Regions from separate parts of the Homo sapiens genome. Here region 2 is linked to region 1. Evidence: chromatin contacts called from ENCODE Hi-C data. All regions are on one chromosome and are shown on one strand. The core of a region is the stretch at or near the end of the contact, and the rest is flanking DNA. Distances in the headings are between cores, read along the strand shown. Region 1 overlaps FRMD4B (FERM domain containing 4B). Region 2 overlaps MITF (melanocyte inducing transcription factor).

Region 1 (2,700 bases), core at 166-2,665:
TACCCAGTGGACTTGTATATAAAAGTACCCGGGACTTTCAGTACTGGAGAAAATGAGACTAGAGGGTTGAATCAGCTTTTATAATGACTTCTGACTCAGTCTCTGATACTCAGCAGGTTAAATGCCGGAAAGAGTGTGTCTTTGTTTCCATAGTTACAAGACAAGGCTTCTGATACCTGTTTCCAGCTTTCCTTGCAAGAATATTATAAAGATAAATAAGCTGATTAAGTAACACAAGGGAAGGTCCTTAGAACTACTGCTTTTGTGTGTAAAACAAAATAAGATAGGAGACTGACGTTAAGAGAGTCTTACACTCTATTTCATCAAGTTTAGGATGCCACTGATATAAAGACACATCCCAATTTCACAGACGTTTAAATGTGTGTCTTAAAATACATAACATATTTGATAGTATCAGATCTCAAAAGTTTTCTTAGGAAAGATGCATCATTTTAAAAGCAAAATAGGCTAGACATGGTGGCTCACACCTGTAATCTCAGCATTTCAGGAGGTTGAGGCAGGAGGATCACTGGAGCCCAGGAGTTCAAGGCTACAGTGAGCTATGATCATGCCACTGCACTCCAGCCTGGGAAACAGAGAGAGACCCTGTCTCTGAAAATAAATTGAAAGCATAATGTATATTTGTATGAACTTGCATGGAATGGTGTCTATGAATGAATGAAGCAAGTTGTACAATAGCATATACAGCATAAACCAATTATGTTAACCACAGATGCACATTCAAAACACTATTAAATATTGATGAACATTTTTAGATATATTTCTGGAGAGTCACACAGCAGCTTGCTAGTACTGGTTACCTCTGTGGAAGAAACTACAGTTGCAGTGGGAAAGTAATCAAAAGGGACTGGACTCAACCATGACATTAAAGAAGATATTCATGCATATATTATAAGAAATAGTTTTTTAAAAGGATAAATTACAAATTAGATTTTAAAAAATCCACCCACAATCTCATCAATAGGAAAAAGTCTAGAAGAATTTTTTAAAAAATGCCCATAATTCTACCACTGAAATATAAAGGTTACTTATTGCTTATAACTTGCTTTTGTCAAATTTTCCCATCAGCAAATATAATAGATCTAACCAATATCTTAAAAAGACAATCATATCTACCCCTCTCAGGAGTGCAGACCAACCACAAAGCAAGTTTTATTTTTGGCTAGAATTGCATCAACAGAAGGCCCATTGTCACAGTCCCATTGGAAGGGACAGTGATCAAAAGTCACAGTTGTGTTGTAAAGTCTATCTGTTATTTCTTGGTAAACAAAGCTTATTTAGCAAAGCCTTTCAAAACATGAGAAGGCAAAACAAAAAGTGAAATGGGTGAAGAGATGGAACCACTACGGTGACCTGAAGGACTGGTGCCTCAGGAGGGCCGTGACTGCCCTCTAGGGGTGAAAGACTAACTTTGCACACAGAGCTGCGCAAGGCCCTAACAAGCGTAATCTCAGAAATGCTATCCCTCTCCCAGTAACGTGACCTTGAATCTGTGGTTGTTGGTCATCATCACTGCTTTTATTGCGTAATTGCCATCTATTTTTCCGTTTCTCCTCTTGGCCTGTGGATGAGTTGTAGACAGTAGCTACTTTCATTGACAAAATGTTCCTTTCAGCTTTACCAAAGACAAAAGACGCATGTGGCATCTAGGCTGGAAAATAAACTCAGACGGCATCCTGGGAGGGCCCTCACTCAGTGGTTTTACGGGGGCGAAGGGAGGCAGGAGGAAAGTGCTGAAAGAAAATACTTTCCAAAAATATTTACCAAAGAAAAAGAACTAGGCTTGTGACCAAGACATTCCAAGGAGACACCCTTAGACATAAGCAATATTCCAGGCCCGCTCCCCAGAAAGGTAGAAATGGCCAATTTCCACCCCCTCAACAGCCCCGCTCATACTTCTTCTGAAAATAAACACGACTAGAGCCAGGAGACACCTCCCCAAACTGGTCATAATTCAAAAAGAGACTCTGCCGTCACTTGCCGGGGAGTGCACAGAGGACATTGTGGAGCCGGGGTTCTTGGAAAGACCATGACTATAGTTACCTCCTTTGGTTGAACCAAAGGAGGTAACTGGGAAAAAGGCTGTGTGAACCATTCTTCTCCCAGCGTAGTTTTGAGAAAGAAATCTCAGGGCAGACAACAAGAAGGGTGGCCCAAATAACTGAAGGAAGTCATTCCCATTATTCCTTTTCTTTTCCTTTTTGGACAGTGTCTCGCTTTGTCACCCAGGCTGGAGTGGCACAATCTCGGTTCACTGCAACCTCCACCTCCTGGGTTTAAGTGATCCTCATGCCTCAGGTGCCTGAGTAGCTGGGATTACAGGCGCCCACCACCACGCCCAGCTAATTTTTGTATTTTTAGTAAGACGGGGTTTTGCCGTGTTGCCCAGGCTGGTCACAAACTCCTGACCTCAGGTGATCCACCCTCCTCAGCCTCCAAAGTGTTGAGATTACAGGCGTGAGCCACCACACCCGGCCTACTATTTCTTTTCTTTCCGAAGAGAAGGTCTTACAGTCTGAACCCCTTACTTACGCACTGTCTGGTTTATATTCAACTGAGCTTGGAGCTTTTCCTGAAGCCTCCCATGTGGCCAGGACCCTCTTTTCCAGTCTGCCACAAACCTTGCAGTCTGAGGGACCTCTGACACTGCAAGTCAAAGCCGCATTCCTCCTCCCTATA
Region 2 (2,700 bases), core at 193-2,692, 480 kb after region 1:
CCACTGCACTGCAGCCTGGGCAACAGAGTGAGACTGTGTCTCAGAAAAACAAACAAACAAACCTCTCATGTGATCCAGTAATCCCAGTTTTGTGTGCATGTATATATATATATATATCCAAAAGAATTGAAAGCAGGGTCCTATAGATAATTGCACATCCATGTTCATAGCAGTGCTAGTCACAATAGCCAAGAGTGGAAGCAACCCAAATGTCCATCAGCAGGTGAATGGATAAACAGAATGTGCTGCATACATACAATGGAGTATTATTCAGCCTTAAAAAGGGAGGAAATCCTGTCATATGCCATGCTACAACATAGATGAATCTTTAGGACATTATAGTAAGTTAAGTAAGCCAGTGACAAGAAGGTAAATACTGTATGAATCCACTTATAGTAAGTTAAGTAAGCCAGTGACAAGAAGGTAAATACTGTATGAATCCACTTACATGAGGTATGTAGAGGAGTCAAACTCATAGAGACAGAAAGTACAATGGTGGTTGCTAGGGGGAGGGGGTAGTGGGAAAAGGGGAGTTGGTATTTAATGGGTATAGAGCTTCAGTTTTGCGAGATGAAAAAGTTCTGGAGATCTCTTGCACAACAATGTGAATGTAATTAACATCAATGAACTGTATATTTAGAAATGGTTAAAATGGTAAATTTTATGTAACATGTTTGTTTATTTGTTTTTTACCACAATTTTAAAAATTTCACATTTATCACCTGGCACTAATTTTACTACTTCATTGAGTATTTCAACATCTTACTTGAAGTTGCAAACCCCAAGGCCACAGGCTGAATGTGGCCCATGGACAATCAGTTTTTGACAAATGTGAAATAGTGGTCAATATTTTTTAAAAATTAGGAACTTTCACATCAAAACCCCTATATCTCGCTTCTCTTGGAAAACTGGAGAATCTGGAAATTCCAAGTCCCTAGTCTGTCCAATCAACAAATGGCTGTAGCTGAGGAGCAGCACCCCACTTTCAGTCCTAGGCATGAAATTCAGATTCATTTCTCTCACTCTCGAATTTCTTATACAAGACCCAAGTCCTCGTGCAGATATACTAACTTCCTGGCCACAGTATTTGTAGGTTTAAGATATTAAACTTCTTAATTCCAAATGCATCCAATAATAATAGACCGTAGATGGTGGATGCTCTGCGAGCTCCCACACTAACTTCTTTTTAGAGACACTAATTTCTAGGTTTCTGCTTCTGTTTGAGGTCCTAGAGTTATCATCTCTGTATTTCTATATGAACAAATATAGTCCCAATGCCCTTTTTTCTTTTGCCATTTTGCGTACAGCAAATGTCCTGCAAGTCATGTTCTAAATATAGATGTGTTAAATTTCAAATGTGAAAGTTTTTGAAGGGTCTAAAGCCAGTTTGCTAATCAGGGAAATGCTGTGATTGGCGCCAGCACTTGCAGTCCCTGAGGGGGATTGTGAAATCCGGCCTCCGCAACTGTGATTCAAGTCTGGGATGAAAGAAAACTCCATGATCGCTGAAGAGCTCTCCAAGTTGTTTTCTTCTTAACAGCGTGGTGGTGGTGGTGGTGGTTTGAGTGTCATAACAGAGAAAAGACAAATACATGTTCCTGAGTTCATTTTACTAGTACTGGATTAATAGTATGGTAACAAATCATTATTTTGCAAGCAAAAACAACCATGTTTTGCAATTCTTTATGTGCAAGTTGTAAGAAAATGCCTGTCAATAGAAAGGAATCTAGAGACCCAAGAGGCTCAAGACCTCTTCATGGCAAGTTAAGAAGAATGGCTACTTATGCAAAATATAAAAACCTTGGGTATTTGAAAGTTCAAACTGGCACAGTTTTTTCTCTTTTAAATCTTATTATTCTGTTGTTTTTCAAGATAGGGCTGGTGGCATCTAATGGCAAGTAGAGGCAAAATACTGGAATGCAGCAGTTGTGCGTTTTTCAAAGCTATGCACTGCATGACATCCCTGTGTGTGCATTTAAGTGTGTATGCAAGAGGCATTATTAGAACTGCCTATATGTTTCATGCTGGGTCTATTTCATTGGTGCAGTAGAACTTGGAAAATGCAGTTTCATGCTTTGAATAATAGTGAACAACAGTAGAGGAGGCCTTAGTTTCCAAGACTGGTGGAGCAGAGGTATTCGGGGAACTTTCTGGGAATGAGACTTGGATAATTAAGTTGCTGTGCCCTGAGAGTTGCTCCTTGAAGTAGAGACGGATGTGCTGAATCCTCATCTGTACTTGCCAGAAGTGAAGCTGTCATCTAGCACAGTTGCTGCCTCTGTTTTTGAAAAGAGATATGACTAGTTGATTCCATCACTATCTGATGCAGAATTTTCAAAGATGAGTAGTGGATCAGAGAAACGAAACAAAACAAAGCCAACTGAACTAAACTGTGTTGCTAGCTGAAAGGGTCTGATAGTGAGCAAAGGGCCAGATGTTTGGAGTTGCTTTCTTCAATTTTATTTCACTGCTTTTATCCATTAAATTGGTCAACAGCAGCACTCACTGGTAAAAATAGGAACAACAGATTCAAGTTTTCCTATGTGCTGTTACAGTGATGCCCTTTTTTTCTTTCCTCTCTCATCTCCTTGCTTTTTCCTTCCCTCCCTTCTTAAGCTCAAGCTTTCATTATATGATTTTTTTTTTAAATTCCAAAAGAATAACGATAGTGTATAGATAAAATGTGGTTAATTTCCCTAC

The links. Hi-C counts contacts between places; a loop is a spot of excess contacts on that map. Pooled maps may share reads with other maps.
Region 2: a map of IMR-90 shows a loop between it and region 1 (15-fold over the local background). The contact joins two enhancer-like sites. A Hi-C loop is called at or near these places in 1 of 168 maps with a recorded cell type or tissue (IMR-90) and 5 of 50 pooled maps.

Annotation. Positions count from the first base shown.
Region 1 is chr3:69,305,141-69,307,840 of GRCh38, forward strand. The region is part of intron 3 of FRMD4B (FERM domain containing 4B); the gene reads right to left. Among named protein-coding and RNA genes, the nearest start is that of FRMD4B, 80 kb to the right of the region's middle. Within about 2 kb of position 1,416, at least 15 of the 41 ENCODE cell types and tissues checked have a DNase peak (open chromatin) inside an H3K27ac peak, as active enhancers do.
Region 2 is chr3:69,789,814-69,792,513 of GRCh38, forward strand. The region is part of intron 1 of MITF (melanocyte inducing transcription factor); the gene reads left to right. Among named protein-coding and RNA genes, the nearest start is that of MITF, 52 kb to the left of the region's middle. Within about 2 kb of position 1,443, at least 12 of the 41 ENCODE cell types and tissues checked have a DNase peak (open chromatin) inside an H3K27ac peak, as active enhancers do.